3 separate regions of the Homo sapiens genome follow, and all the other regions are linked to region 2. The links are chromatin loops, found by intact Hi-C in ENCODE. Cell type or tissue: mammary epithelial cell. All regions are shown on one strand.

Region 1 (5,000 bases), 460 kb before region 2:
AAAGCGCCGGTCCCTCTTGACTGTCCCCCTCCTCACTTTTCGGGCTCAGAAATGTGGCCCAGGCAGCCCCCTTGTGGCACGTGGGGGCGCCACAGACTCTTGGCTGGTGTCTGAAGAATTCAGACTGTCTGATTCCACCGCACCGTGAGTTGGCACAAATCTTCGGTGGCCCAACTCCTACCCGATGCAGAACTCTGCTCAGCGGCCTCTCTGAGTGGGGGGCACCTCTCCCCTCCCCTCTCCCCGTCCACACCTCTCCCTTCTCCCTCCAGGGAGGAAGCGAAGGAACTCTCCTGTTGAATATTGCTCTGACAAGCAGACAGGTGTCTGGCAAACGTGATTGGGGTGGTGGGGGAAGGGGGGGGCCAGGAGGGTGGTGGGAATGGGGGCTTTTCTCGAAATGACGTTTGGTTTCCATCTCTTATCTCACAGATGGGAAACCGAGGTGCGGGGAGGGCCATAGTCCCTGTCTGTGTCAGAGTCAAGGCTGGAGATCCTCCTCCAAGTCCAGCCTGGGGCATTTCCCTGAGGTGCCGGGGCACCCTTAAGACGTACCCCTCTTCCCCCTCCCACTTGTCCAGCCCCTCCAGATCTGGTTCTCCCCGTCCGGAAGCCCTGGAGGGCCCCTGGATGTTCTCTGTCCTCTCTAACTCACTGTCCACACAAACAAGCCCAGCCCCCTCCGTCTCTATCTGCAATCTACTTGCAGACAGGCAGGGCCCTCTCCACATCAGGTTAATAATGCCATTTTCATAAGCCTCTGCCCATAGGTGCTACCACCTAATTTTGAATCTGCCCTTCAAACGGATTGGGCCACAGAGGAGCTGGGATCTCAAGCACCGCTGGGAGGTGCTTATAACTAATCAATCCGTCCCCTGCCCACCCACACCCCCCCAGCACTCGGCACAGCCTCGCTGAGCAGCCTTCAGCAGCAGGGTGTGGTGGGGAGCCTCGGAGAGTCTGGGGTTCCATCCTGGCCCAGCCTCACACCAGCTGAGAGACGGTGAGTATAGGACTTTGCCTTTCTGTGCCTCAGTTTCCTCATCAATCTAATGGGGCTCATGAGACCAGTGTGCAGGGTTATTGCCCGGGTGAGTTCTTTGCAGACAGCCCAGTTCGGGACTTGGCTCCAAGACGGGGCTCCATAAATCTCCATGCCTGCACCCCCTCTTGATCACCTCAATTTCCAGTGTCTTATTCCCTGTTTGTTTCCCCCACCAGACCGACTGAGCTTCGAGGACAGGAAGCCACCGGCATCACTAAGCCACCGGCATCACTTCATCCCCAGCCTCACGCTTGGGACTGGGCCCGGGGAAGGTAGGTACACTGTGGTGGCTTGGAGAATGAGTGCATGGATGGATGTCTGTCCCATAGTCTATGGGATGCCCGGACCCCGCTGAGTTTCTCCTCCCCAGACCCCTGTCTAAGCTGGCCCTTCAAGGAAGCCGCCGGGAAAAACTGTTCCTTTATGCCTTCATGCTTTACCCCTCGTGCTGTTATATACAATGCAAATTCTCGGTCTATTAAATGCAGATGTGGGCTCTGCATGTCATTTATGCTGCCTGCTGCATCTACTGTGAGTTCCACAGGCCGGGGGCTGCCTCCGGCTGACTTGATTTGTGCGATTAAGCCAGCAGAGGGGACTCTGCCAGGAGAGGTTCCCGTTTGTATTGGGAGCAGGGTCTTGAAAGGCCAGGCTGTTTTCTCTCTTGCGACACTTGTTACATACCTCTCTCTCCCTCCCTGGGTCCCACCGTCTACTCCACAAGCATTTATGAAGTGTCTGATGTGTGCAAGCCTACACTTATCTCATTTAGTCCTCACTTCACGCCAGTGACGGAGAAACTCTCATCTCCATTTCACAGGGGAAAAGCCGAGTCTGAAAAGTAAAGGGAATTGTCTTGCAGCTAGAGAGCAGGGAGTCAAGCCGGTCTGCCTGGCTCGGGAGCCCCCAGCCCTGCTGTGGCTGCCTACTGCTGCTGCTGCTGCTGCTGCTGCTACTGCAGGGCTGACCAGGGCTGGCCGGGAGGCCAGCAGCTCCTGCAGAAAAGGCAGGGGGCTGCATACAGAGCGTTCTCCCTAGCAACTGGAAAAGGGGCCATAGAAAACCCAAGAGGGCTGAGAAGCCGCTCAACAGATAGACATGGAGCAGCTGGCCCCAGGAGGGGAGCACCACGCCCTCCCCTGGGCTTTTAGCAGAACAGCAGGGCAAAGGGCTCTGTCCCAGGTCTAAAAGAACAGAGACAGAGGTGTTAGGACAGGTGTAGAGGCGCCCAATCCTGTTCCCACCATTGGTGGGGGTATTGCCATTCAGCACAGAAAGGAGAGGACTGAAAAGAGAGGGAGCCCACAGCCTGCAGAGATCGGAGGGCAGAGGGGGCAAGGGGGCTGCTGCACAGCCGAGGAGGCAGATGCAAAAGGCAGGGGAGGGCTCAGCAAAGCAGCTCTGCGTGCGAGCCCTGAGCAGGCTGCCTGGGGAGAGAGGGAGCTCCCTGTTACAGGAGGCATCCGAGGGGAGAGAGGCAGGCCAGTGCTTGGCTGAGAAGGCTGCAGCACGGTTTCCTGCCCAGGCTGGCAGCCCACATGTTTAGGCCTTTGAGAAGCTCCCACAGCACCAACTCCTGAGCAGGCAAGCGGGCAAGTGAGCGAGGTGGCCAGAGGGGACCAGGCAGGGGTCAGTATGAGGCCATTTGGCCTCTCCCGAGTAGCTTGCCCTGGGCTAAATGGCAAAGGCACAGAGATGGTTGGCGGGGTGCCTCTGTCCCAATAAGGCAATGAGGGAGAGGAGCAGAGAATGGGGTTGAGTGCCCAGGGCTGGTGGGGGGAGGTGGGGACTGTCCTGCTGCCAACTCCCCTCTTGAGGGCCAGAACACCTAGAGTGGCCAAGCACCTGCCCTGGCTCCTGAGCCCACAGAGGCTGGCCTGTGTCCTCTCTGGGGCAACAGGCTGGCAGAGTGAGTGGAAGGAGCGAGGAGGTCTGGCAGGTTGAGGGGCCCTTTTCTGGAGGCTGAGCAGCAACCACAGATGCAGCCAGCTGCCAGACTGTGACTTACATGTTCAGTGGACTCATGAAAGCTCCTCACACAGTGACAGGGCTGGGGTGCCGGCCTGCTGATGAATGCAGCCCACACGGGAGTCGGGAGCTGCCTCTCCTGGCCCATTCACAGGGGTTCAGTTCCCAGGAACTGTGGGACCTTTATCAGGGGACCTCTGCTAGACAAGGCTCTGTTCTGCAGTTTCCAAAGGAGTTTTCTGCCTTATGCTCCCAGTGCAGGCACTCAGCATGTGTGTGTGCGCGCATGTCTGTGCGTGTGCGTGTGTGCATATGGGGGATGGCTGCGAGGCCAGCCAGGGCTCCTTGTCTGTGAAATGCCCAAGGTCCTCGGGGGCAGAGATGCACCTCCATGGAGCAGAAAAATTTCAAGGAGGGCAGAGTCATTCAAGGATGGAGCCCATCCTCACTGCAGCCTCATTGTCCTGCTCCTGACAACCCAATCTGTCAGCCCTGGGGTCGCCACAGCTGCTCCGACCCGCCGTGGGGGGGCAGCATCGTGTTGCAGGTGGAGTGCGCAGGCTGGTTTGCCTTCCTGGCTAACAGACAGACAGACGGCCCTGGCAGCTCAGTTAGGCACTGCAAGCCCTTCGGGAAAAACTGTTTGTTTCTCGGGAGCCTCTGTTTTTGTTGGTTTTTGTTGGTGCTGTTGTTTTAACCTATTAAAAGGTTGATTTGAAGCTGCAGGTGTGAAAATGTTTGGGAGAGTGACATTTACATGTGTCATTTACATAAACGGGGGAGGGGGCGCGATGCAGGGTGCAGAACAAGAGGCACCCACATGGGAAATTCTGTGAACAGGGATTTCTGGTTCAGGATAGCTGGTGGTGCAGAAAGGGTTCTGAAGGGCTTTGGTGTAGATGTGAAAAGTCACCGACCCAAATCCCTATTTAGAGGCAGACGCCACAGGGCAGCAAGCCCTTTAGCCCCTGCCGGACACGGAGGGAACACTCCCCCTACACTCCTTTTTGCTGTGGTTCCCTTGCCCCGTTGCTTGAGGAAGTTAGGAAATGGGATTCTGGCATGAAGCGCAGGGTTAAATTGCAGAGACCTGGACAGCTCTACATATGGCCGCAGAGAAATAGCCCCAGTATCAGACATGTGCCTGACCAGGCTCACGCTCCCGAGTAAACAAATCAAACATTTCGGAGAGCGGAGCCTTTGTTCACAGCGGCCGAGGAGGTTCCCTTTTGTGTAAAGGGCAACGTGCAAGTCATGCTTCCACTAGGTAAGGCTGTACTAACACACAAAAAGCTCATTTAGCCTGAGCCCAGCCCAGGGAGAATTTTCTGTGAAATTTAGGAGAAGTCAGGTTTGGCCAGAAGTTTTTCCAGGAATTATGAACCTCTGGAGACTGTAACCACTGTTCCTTCCGAGTGACCCTTGCCAAAGTCTGTAAAATATGAGCCTCAAAAAATCTGCCTGTGGAGAAGTCTGACTTTTTATATGTTATTTACATAAAAATAAACTCTCACCAAACTTTTCGGGAAACCCGATTCAAAGTGGTAGGGCAGCCCCTTCCCCGGCCCCCAGGTGTTCAAGAAAGCACACTTTTCCCTGGGAAGATGTCTGGGAGGGAGGCGAGCATCAGCTTTTATTGCCCCTCACACTCTCTCTGGCATTTGTGTTGTCCTCTGTTGGGTCTCCCTGCCCTGAAAGGGAGCAGCTGCCCGTCTCAGGGAGGGGGTTAAGCATTTCATGACGGGGTAAGATGGGGAGAGCTACCGAGTTTTGCTGGGTACTGCGTGTTGGCTACTGTGCTGGATGATTTATTTGCGTTATTTCCTCATTGAGATCTCAATAGCCCTGTGTGAGAGAGATTATGAGTCCTTTTTTTTTTTTTTAATATCAGGAAACCAAGGCACAGAAACACTTGGGGATTTGCCAAGGACACGCAGCTCAAGTCTGTTCTGTAGCTGGGTCTGTGCTCAGGGTGGCTGGCTTCCTG
Region 2 (5,000 bases):
GTTTTGTGTGGGAGAGCCTAGCATATAAAATGTTAATAACATAGACCCACTATTTCAGTGCTGAAATGTTGCTTATCCACAATGCTAGATGTGTGATCTTTTTCTTTCCTTCTTTCCCTGCCAGCCTGGGAGCTCCCCCAGGGTGAAGACCCCTGCCTCTGGTACACCACCATCTACCCAAGGCCTGGTGGACCACATGGCATGCAGTAGGTGCTCACTAAATACTGGCTTTGTGGCTGAGGGAATGTGTGCACCCTCAGCAGAGGGCTAGCCACAAAACAGGTGCTCAGGAAGTGTTCAATTCATCAGTCCATCCAGGAGCAGTGTGATAAGCACACTCTCCCTGTAAGACCCTCTGCAACCCAAGCCCATCCCTCCAAAAGAAGAGCTCAAGCATGGCTCTGGCCACAGTCAAAGCTGGCCCTCTCCATGTTCCTGCTCCTCCTGGCACCTCCCAGCCCCTGCACTGCTGAAAGGAAGCCCTTGGGAGCAACAGCCTGGTGTCAGATCTTCTCTCTGCCTCTCTCTATGTGTGACCCTGAGCAACTGCTTTACCCTCTAACAAGTTTCTCAGCTATAAAATGGGAATAAAAATACCTAACAGAGAGTCAGTGCAAGGCCTTCAGCCCAGCGCTTGGCATGCAGTAGGTGCTCAATACCTGGCCACTGCTACTGAGACTGCATCTAGGAAGGAACCGATGCTTGTTGACTAGGCTCTGTATGCCAAGCACCAATCAGGGGCTTTCCTCCTACTGTCATTTCATCCTGCAGCAGCCCTATGACAGAAGCGAAAGTAGGATTGTCCCATTTCACAGATAAGGAAACCAAGACCAAGAGCTTCAGTAACTCAGCAGGCAGGCTAGGAAGCAGCAAAGTCCACCTGCGCTCCATGTGGCCCCCAGCCCATCTGCAGGCCCCAGCCAAGCTCTCCTGTGTGTCTTCCACCCTCCCCTGCTGCCCCTCTGTGTTCCCACACTCTGGCACTCCAAGACCCACACACTCTGGGCACTGCCACTTCCAGCATCTGCCTGGAGAGCTCCAGAGGTAAGACCTGTCTGGAGAGGAGACTCCCTTCCTGTAAGACGCAAACCACCCCCTGCACTGCCTTCCCTGCCCCACCCCACCCCCTAGGCAGTGAGGGTGGCCCAGTCTTCCCCTACAATGCTCAGTTCTCACAATCATCCCCATAAACATCTTTCTAGCCCCCATTCTACAGCGACCACCCTTCAAGGAGACAGCGCCCAATATCACACACAGGACCTGGCACACAGAAGGAGCTCAGCAAACGTTTGATGACTGTGTGGTAAATGAACAGAGTGCCTCCTATGTGTCCCTCATGATGTCCATACCAGAGTGTTCTGGAAACCTAAGCCAGGAAGCAGAGTCTTATCTCCCTGGCCCAGTTTCAAGACCAAACCAGACAGGGCTCTGTATGTCTTAGTTGATTAAAGTGATGAACAGGAAGAAAACACAGGCTGTTTATTGGCTCCACAGAGAATCCCTTTCTCAAAATGCCAGGGACCGGGTACTTTGACACAAATTCAGCAGCAGCATCTTTAATCATTTCAGGGTTAATAAAAAATGTCAATTACATTTGTCATCAGGACTATCCTGGGGGAACAATCCCAGTGCAGACAATCTCTGGCCAAATGACAGCCTGGTATGTTTGTCACACATCCCTCCAGCTGCCTCGCTGACGAATTTATCGAGGTGGTTACCTCCCCCGGCCTGTCCCTTCGTAAATAATCAGAAGTAATATGGATCTCCCAAATAATCCTGACCTGAGAATTGCTGCTCTGGCTCTCCCTAAATAAAAGAAGGGAATAAAAACAGGGAATGAGACTAAATAGACCAGAAGGTGAAGGTTGCCTGGAAGGATGCGTATAGCAGCCAGGGCAGCCTGGGCTCCTTCCACATGGACAAAGCAGGAGCCTGTGTTTTTCTCCCAGTGTCCCTCAGTGCTCAGCACAGCCTCCAGAGAGCTAGCATGCTGAATCATGACGGCCAGCCCCTCCCATGCCCCAAAACCTTGAGGGTCCCATCCTACAGCCCTTTCTATCCGCCTGTAAACAGCCGCTCAGAACAGACTAAGTGGCATGCCTCCACGGGACTCAAAGCCAGGTGTCTGGCGCCACCCCGCTGCCGTGGCCGAAGGGCTCCCTGACTGTGGCTGCCTGTCTGCATTTTGAGAGTAGCTATTTTGCAATCAAAGAATTCCTGCACATTCATTTGCCAGGTGCAAACGCATCCAAGAGGAAAACACTCCCCTGCTATGACTGACACACATAAAGAGAGGAATGGAGTCAGGTTGAAATTGAAAAAGGAAAACGCTGCTTTCCACCCCAGGACTACTCCAAATGTTCTGAAATCCTGAAATGTGCCTAAATGAAGTGTTCTATCTTTATCAGAGAGTGACTCGAAAATGACTATGCTGCTTTTAGGGACGCTCACATGACAGTTTCCCATGTTTGTTTCTTAACAATGGATCCTTTCCTTGACAAGTGGACCTGAACATGCACTGGAAGTCAGGGCCCAGGCTTCCTCCAACTGGAAGTGGGGTTTGGGCAACTCCCTCAGCCTCTGCCACGTCACACGAGAGCGCTGCCAGCTAGTTCACTCCCATCCACTGCAGCATGCTTTACAAATGGGAGGAATTTTTGCTATAAAACCCTCAAACATTCAAGATAACATTTATTATATTGAATGGAGAAAATATGGAGAGTGTGAAAAATATATAACTGTTTCTAGTATTCATTTTAAAGCTATGGCAATTCAAAGAGTTAAGCTGAGCACAATGCCTTGAAGACCACTGTTAGTTTCTCCAACTCACTGTCACATAAAAAGCGTCCACCCCCACATGGCAAGCAGGGGCTGCCCAGCTGTCCTTCCAGAGAGTTCTGTCTCCAAGGAGAAATCCAGGTGACGCTTTTTCAGCAGCCCCACAGGCATTAGGTTTGCAAGTTAACTTTCACAAGACAGGCAAAGGCTCTTATTTTGACGGCTTCCCTCCATCTAGGCAATTTTATCACCTTCATAAACACTAACGGCTCTTGAATACCTGCTGTGGGCGGGCCGTGCTGTACCAGGCTGAACTGCACAACGCCACACAAAATGCCATCAGATGAGTCACCTGTCTGCACTGAATCAGCTCTGTGATGCACAGGAGTCCGGGGGCTGAAGCAACAGCAGCTTCGTCACCGAGGCCAGAGCCATCCACCACGCATTCTGACAAGCAACAGATGCCAAAGGGCAGGGTCCTTCACTTCCTGAGTGCCCACCAAGTGCCAGGTGCCTCACACATGTTGTCTGTGATCCTAACAATAACCCAGGAGGGTATTCTGCCACCAGTCACCAGTGGGTGCAGGGAGGGTCAGAAAGGAGGACTTCACTTGCCCAGGGCATAGAGCTAGGAAGTACCTGGGCAACTGATGCCCAGCCCCACTCCCTACTGCTCCTTGCCTCCATCTGCAGGAGGGTGCCCTAGCCACCAGGGCCAGGCCATTTTTTGTGGGCAGGTGGTCAATTGGCCATGTGCTAAAGGAAGTGCAGACCCCTAGAGGGGTTCTAGAAGGAACTCTGGCCTTGCAGCCAGGCAGTTCTGAGTTCAAATCCCAGCTCTGCCTCTTACCAGCTGTGTGACCCTGAGCATATCACTGTACCTCTCTGAGCCTTACTTTCCTCAGATATACAATAGGGAAAATGTAATGAACCTCACAGGGTGGCTGAGAAGACTAAACAAGATTCAATGAAATAACATGAAAGCCACTCAACCTCTCTCTTCTCCTTAATCAAGTCTGCCTATAATCAGCTTTGGATGAAAAAGCCAGAGAATCAAACCTAACTTCAAATCCCACCTCCCAGGTTTGCCAGCTGAATGATCGTGAGCATGGGGCAAAACCTCCTCTGGCTCAGCTCCCCATAGCCACCTACAGGGCAGTGCAAGGGTTAAGGAGCTGGTGTCTGGCACAGAGTGGGCGTTCAATAAAAGCTCATTCAATTCAATTTGACTTAATTAAAAAACCTTACTCATAGCCTCGAGAATGGCAGGAGCACAGAGGGCTAAAACTACAAACAGAAATCCATTTGAAGCCCATAAATTTTATATCCTGCCAATGAACGCATTTTCTTATTAAGCGACAATATTATAAACCAATTCTGAATTCCTGGCAATGCCTAAGAGTCATATCTTCATTGGGCTGAAAGCTGTTGTCAAATCACAAAGAAATTGAAGGGGTTCTAAAACAACTCATGGAAAGGAATAACTGAAACCAAGTTTACTGAACAAATCAAATTATTTCACTACGTGCCTGTCTTTGCAAATCTTCTCCAAATTACACTTCATTACAAGACTTGGAAATTAGACACCAGCAACAAAATAAGAAAGCCAGAACAGATAAATATTTACATAATCATGAGAATAATAATATTCTCCTGTGCAAATCTACCTACTACTTTGTTTACTCTTATTAACTCAAGTTTAGAAATGGGACAATCATCTGAAACAGGGCCCTGGGGATTTCTTTCCCAGACTCCAACTACTTCTTTCTTTTGCGAAAACAATGGTGTGTCAGGAGAAAAAAGGATGAGAAGGCAAGGACAGAGGGAGGTGCAGTCCTCCTTGAACCCCTTAGCATCCTTGGTGGTCAGCTCAGGGCTCACAGCAGCTGGGCAGATAAATGCTCTGAGCCAGCTCCTGTCTTCTCTTCTTCACTAAGGGGGCGTATAACACCAGTGCTGTGGGTGAACGTAGGGTTGGAGAGGTAGAGGGAGAGAATGGGGGTTAACAGTGGTGGTGACAGTAACATCAGTAGCAGTAACAGTAATACTACTAATACTAATAATACTAGTAATAATACTAATAATAATAATGGCAACCAATGCCCAAGTGTCTGGGTGCTGGACACATGTCATCCCAAATCCCTACAACCACTCTCTGCTTAGAGGTATGTCTCTGCTTCACAGTAAGGAAATCAAGGCTGCCAGAAGTTAAGCAACCCACC
Region 3 (5,000 bases), 55 kb after region 2:
AGTTACAGTAAGTTGGAGGATTCTGGGTGATTTGTCTTTTCTACACTTTGTTTTATAACTAATCAAGACAGGTACAGGGGAATCAGAAACATGCTTCCTCAGCCTCTCCCTTGTCAGGCACTAGGCTGGATCTTCTCATTTCAGCTCTACAGCAACAACCTTAATTGGTGGCCATTTACCAATTATCCCCATTTTACCAGTGAGGAACTAGGGGATCAGAGAGGCTAAGTGATTTTCCCAAAGTCACACAGCTACCAAGCAGAAGATTTGGCATGGGAGCCAAGGAGTACAACAGTGGTACTGAAGGTTTGCCAATCTAATCAGGTCCCACTCTCACCACACACAAGGGCTTTAGCTAATGCCTGGGTGTAAATCAAAGCCCATCTTTTTCTTTTTTTTTCTGAGATGGAGTCTCGCTCTTTCACCCAGGCTGGAGTGCAGTGGTGCGATCTGGGCTCACTGCAAGCTCCGCCTCCTGGGTTCATGCCATTCTCCTGCCTCAGCCTCCCGAGCAGCTGGGACTACAGCCGCCCACCACCGCGCCCGGCTAATTTTTTGTATTTTTAGTAGAGACGGGGTTTCACCATGTTAGCCAAGATGGTCTCAATCTCCTGACCTCGTGATCCGCCTGCCTCGGCCTCCCAAAGTGCTGGGATTACAGGCATGAGCCACCGCGCCTGGCCTCAAAGCCCATCTTAACTGCATTAAGGCAGCAAAAAAAGACAATATTTATGTATAGCCATATTCACTGTAATACTGATTATTTTTTAAACAAAAGCAGGAAATTATAGGAAACAACATGGAAATGATGGAGCAAAGTATGAAACTTGAGACAGTTATAAAAATATATTTGGGGAAAAGTTTTTAATAAGGTAGAAAAATTCCCCTTACACGTTACAGAAGATTGGGCAGCAGAGGAAGAATTCAAAACTGCACATACTATGCAATAAGCCCAATTATGTAAACAGATAGGAATGTAGGGCCCCCGACCAGGGAGGCCCCTCATGTTAATGAGGCACTGACTTGGGGTTGGGAGTTATCAATGATTTCTGTTTCTCCTTCATACTTCATATTTCCTGCATCATTAAAGTTTTTCACAATAAGCATCTATTACATTCATGGTCAAAAATTAAAAGGTTTTTTTTCAAAGTATTTTAAGGAAGCTTGTTACTGAAAGAATTTCTAGAGCAAATTATTCTGTAAAGCAAATAAACAACATCTAATTCATATATTTTCTTTAAAAACCTTCTGTGTTTCAGAACTGCAGGTTTTCATACAGGTACAGAAGGTCCCTGGTGGGTCTTCTGTCACCCACCCAAAGGTCTTATTCCTTTGGGACTCCCTCTCAGTGCCTGGCAGAGGGTTCTGTACATGGGAGCATTCAATAACGGCTGGTTGTGTTTTTGGTTAACGCAGGCCACGTACATGTTTTCCTTCAAAAAAAGGCATCAAAGTCTGAATTTCTACCTTTACGTGCAGTGGGTGTTCAAACACGTTAAGCCAAAAGAGTTCACTGGGAGATGAAAAGAGTATATAAAAGGGTATCCGTGCTGGGATCACAGCTATGAAAAAAACAAGCACGTTCACAGACAAGGGGAGGAAGGGATCGTCAGGAAAGAGCAGCGGTGCAGAATTATGAGTCATTGTTTTATTTTACTTAATTTCTCTAGCTGTAAATTTTTCAAAACTAATAAAAGCATATTTTACAGCTCACAGAACATTTAGAACATATTAAAATAAGTATCTTTCCACTGTAATGTGTCCAGTTGAAATGTATGAATTCCGAAGCTACGTTTTAAGGATATGAAGGAACTGGCACTCCATGTTCTTTAGATTAATAAGTTGGACTGTGTTGTTTTTCTCCTGATCAGAAAGAAATCATTTTTCAGTAAATGTTACCTTGAATCAAGGATTCTTCCACATTCTAGAAGCTTGGATGAGCTGCTTATATTAAGTCTTACTGTGCACCCTAGTGGCGAATATGATTTATCCACTCAAAAGACAATCCCTTCCCAAAGGCTTGCGATAAAATCCAAAAAATTTGTTTTAATTTTTATCGATCACTTAACATGTACACAATTTTGTGCCAGATGCTGGGGAATATAAAAATGGGTTCTGGCTCAGGAAGCTTAAAGTCTAGTAGGTGAAGCTGATATGCTTCCATGGCTACTTACGTAAAATAAGACATGAGCACAAGTCAAGGAAAGGAGGAAATTCTTGGGGAAAAGCAGGAACTCGAGCACACACTAAGTGCCTGCTATGTGCCAGGCATTGCACTTGGTGATTCACAACTAATATCGTTTACTTTTCACAAAAACCCAGCGAGGCATGTTTAATTCTCTCCACTTTATAGATACTCAAATGAAGGCTCAGAAGTGAGGTAACTTGCCAGAGACCACGCAACCAAGGGGCTGGCCGTAGAGGAAGGACCCAAGCAGGTCTTGTCACCCAGCCCCCAAGCTCTTCCCTCCTTCCTGATCCAGCAGGGGCCCAGAAGACACTGGCAGATTTTAACCAAAAGGCAGGGGGAAAGCACCCTGGGAAGGGTGTACTGCTGCACCCGCCTCTTTGAGCTCATTCCATGCTGCACCCACCATTTCCTCTCCTCCAGGGACTGGGCTGCAGCCAGCCAGGACTCCTGCCTGTGCCCGAGGCCCTATCCCCACTCCAGACCCACCACCCACACCCACACACTGCCTTCCCCAGATCACCAGGTCCCCAAGATCTGCCATGCTGCCCCACCTCTGACACCAAGGAGGGAAAAGAACACCATGTGCCTCCCAGCCAGGCCACGCACAAACCTGGTGGCCCAGCAAGCCTGAGGCCTCAGCCGGGACTTCTGGCCACAGCTCCTGCCTGGCTCCCCGCCGGTTCCCAATCTGTCTTCCCATCCTGGCTCCTCCAGCCCCTGCCATACACTCTTCACACTGAAAAGTTGTTCAAAGTCAATTTGCCCAAAACCAATTTGCCAAATAACCCCATCACTGAAAACTGACAAATATCTTAAAACAGAGAGGGCCCTGGCCCACCATTTGTATCTATGGCTTATAAAAGCCCTAATGTTCACGACACCACAGTAAAAAAAGAGGGTCAGGAGATGCCAACCCTAGCAGCCATGCTGACCCTGGCCCAACCTCATGACAGCAAATGTGCTCTGCCCTGGGAAGGAACCCAGGGTGCACAGTGCAGTGGGTGGGGCTCCCCAGAAGCTGCCTGGCAGCCCAAGGGGCCCATGCCAGTGTCATCACCTGCAGCACACACAGTCTCCTCGGGACAGGCGGGCACAGCTGCGGCGCCTGGCCCCACCCAGGGCAGCCCCACAGACCCGGACCCAGGTCTCTGAATCGCCCAGGAGCAGGGCATTCCTACCACAGTCCCTCAGTCTGAGCCACCCTCACTGCCATTCCAAGCTGGGCCCACTGCGCCCTCTTCTGGTCATGAGGTGTCACAGTTAGTTGGCTGCTCACAGTTTCCCCTCCATGGGGGCAGAAACGTCTCTCCCCCCACGTCCCCAGTGGCACCGTGCCTGGCACATTTGTCTACTCCACAAGGCCAGAAATCAATGCCTCTACTCAGGTGCTCTCTGCTCAAAAACTACCATGGGGATGCTTCTGTTTAGGAAATCTAAATTTCCCAGGCAAAAGTGACCCAAGCTGCCACTCTGCCAGCAGGGCCCAGGGAGCACTTCACGCCACCAGGCGAAGGCCAGTCCCACAGGGCCCCAGGTCTGCCCCTCACCATCAGGAGAGAGAACTCCAGAGGTGAGCGGGCAGGTAAAAGAAGGCCTCAACAGGAAGGTGAGCACAGGGAGGACAAGGGCCACCACTTGAACTCCAGGGCCAGTCAGACACTGCCCAGGCCCACCAGCAACCCTCCAGATGGGCTTCCCATCCTCCAGCCCTTGCAGCGCAGACTTGGGAAGGAGAGCAGAGAAGCCCCGGGGCCACAGGATCAATCCCAGCATGCTGTGATCCACGCCAGGGATGCCAGAAGCCTCCGCGCACACTTCACAGCCCCCGGAATGGCAGGAAAAGCACCAAAGACCTAAGTGGAAAATCCTGGAACTCCAGGCTGAAGAGAGAATATGACGTTCTCTCCCACAGGACTCTGAGTCTTGCTAGAAAAGAGCACAGACAAGCCACTTCAGGACTCCAGTTCGCCACTTAAAAATGCCACCCATCAATTCAGCTCATTTCAAAGACATCTCTATACTTGGAGCTTCCTTTCTTCACTTAAGAAAATGTTTCCGAGGGAGAAAAGCTCAAAATGTAATTTGCAAGAGAAAAGATGTAGGAAAGTTGGTTCCAGAACTCTGAGGAAACAAGGGCAAGGGAACCACCATTTACTGAGCGCCTATGAGGTACCTGGCTCTGTGCAAGGCACTTTTTCAGCATTTTTCTCACATGAGCACATGACCCAGGTATGATTTTGCCCTTTTACAAATGAGACACTAGACTCCACAGGAAGGCAGCCGGCCAGTGGTCGACCAGCTAGCTACTCTGCAGCAAAGCTGGATGTGAAGCCAGGTCCCTTGAAGTTATTTCCTTTCCAAGAGCTTTCTGTTCAGCTAGCATTTAGTTGGCACCCGCTACATATCAGGTGCTTTGCTAGCTGCGAGGAGAGAGAGGAGGGATGCAGTGCACAGCTCGAAGGGCTGGAGACAGGTCCCAGGTGGGCACAACGACCTATCACACTGTACCTCCATACTGGGGGACTACATTACTATCACTTCAGTAGCCTGTAAAATAAATAAGACAATGCAAAAAAGAGTTTCCATGTAAAACCAGAAGTCCCCAGAAGGGCACGTGCAACCTTCCCTGACCTTGCTTCCCCAGCCTCAAGTCCCTCACCCACACATGCTTGAAGCCAGCTCCCAGGCCCTCATGCTTGGAGCCAACACATACACAGGGCTCCTGCAGCCAAGCACGCCCTTCTGCCCCCATCCCCAAGCGAACCTTCCCCTTCCTCAGGAGGCCTTCACTGAGCCCTGCCGGGCTGGG

Evidence for each region. A loop is a pair of places that touch in the nucleus more often than their neighbours do. Peaks named below come from ENCODE experiments on the same cell type or tissue, not always from the same donor. Only the 100,000 strongest peaks of a DNase experiment are listed, where the experiment ranks them.
Region 1: it touches region 2 in a loop (8-fold over the local background); 3 of 110 quality-filtered maps call a loop at or near these places.
Region 3: it touches region 2 in a loop (7-fold over the local background); 5 of 110 quality-filtered maps call a loop at or near these places.

Annotation. Positions count from the first base shown.
Region 1 is chr14:100,899,608-100,904,607 of GRCh38, reverse strand. RTL1 (retrotransposon Gag like 1) reads left to right here and starts at 886. Exons shown (of 4, transcript NM_001134888.3): 1 at 886-1,003; 2 at 1,222-1,317. The region is part of intron 5 of MEG8 (maternally expressed 8, small nucleolar RNA host gene); the gene reads right to left. In mammary epithelial cell, CTCF peaks have their summits at 81 (motif pointing left), 2,194 and 3,549; no DNase peak of the experiment used is centred here.
Region 2 is chr14:100,437,503-100,442,502 of GRCh38, reverse strand. All of the region lies in intron 2 of WDR25 (WD repeat domain 25), which reads right to left. Among named protein-coding and RNA genes, the nearest start is that of WDR25, 64 kb to the right of the region's middle. RefSeq lists a silencer at 1,257-1,551 and an enhancer at 2,724-3,923. In mammary epithelial cell, a CTCF peak has its summit at 2,142; DNase peaks (open chromatin) are centred at 2,182 and 3,112; H3K27ac peaks cover 2,400 bases.
Region 3 is chr14:100,382,295-100,387,294 of GRCh38, reverse strand. The region is part of intron 2 of WDR25 (WD repeat domain 25); the gene reads right to left. Among named protein-coding and RNA genes, the nearest start is that of WDR25, 8.3 kb to the right of the region's middle. RefSeq lists enhancers at 3,795-4,304, 4,531-5,000. In mammary epithelial cell, CTCF peaks have their summits at 1,968 (motif pointing left) and 3,437 (motif pointing left); no DNase peak of the experiment used is centred here.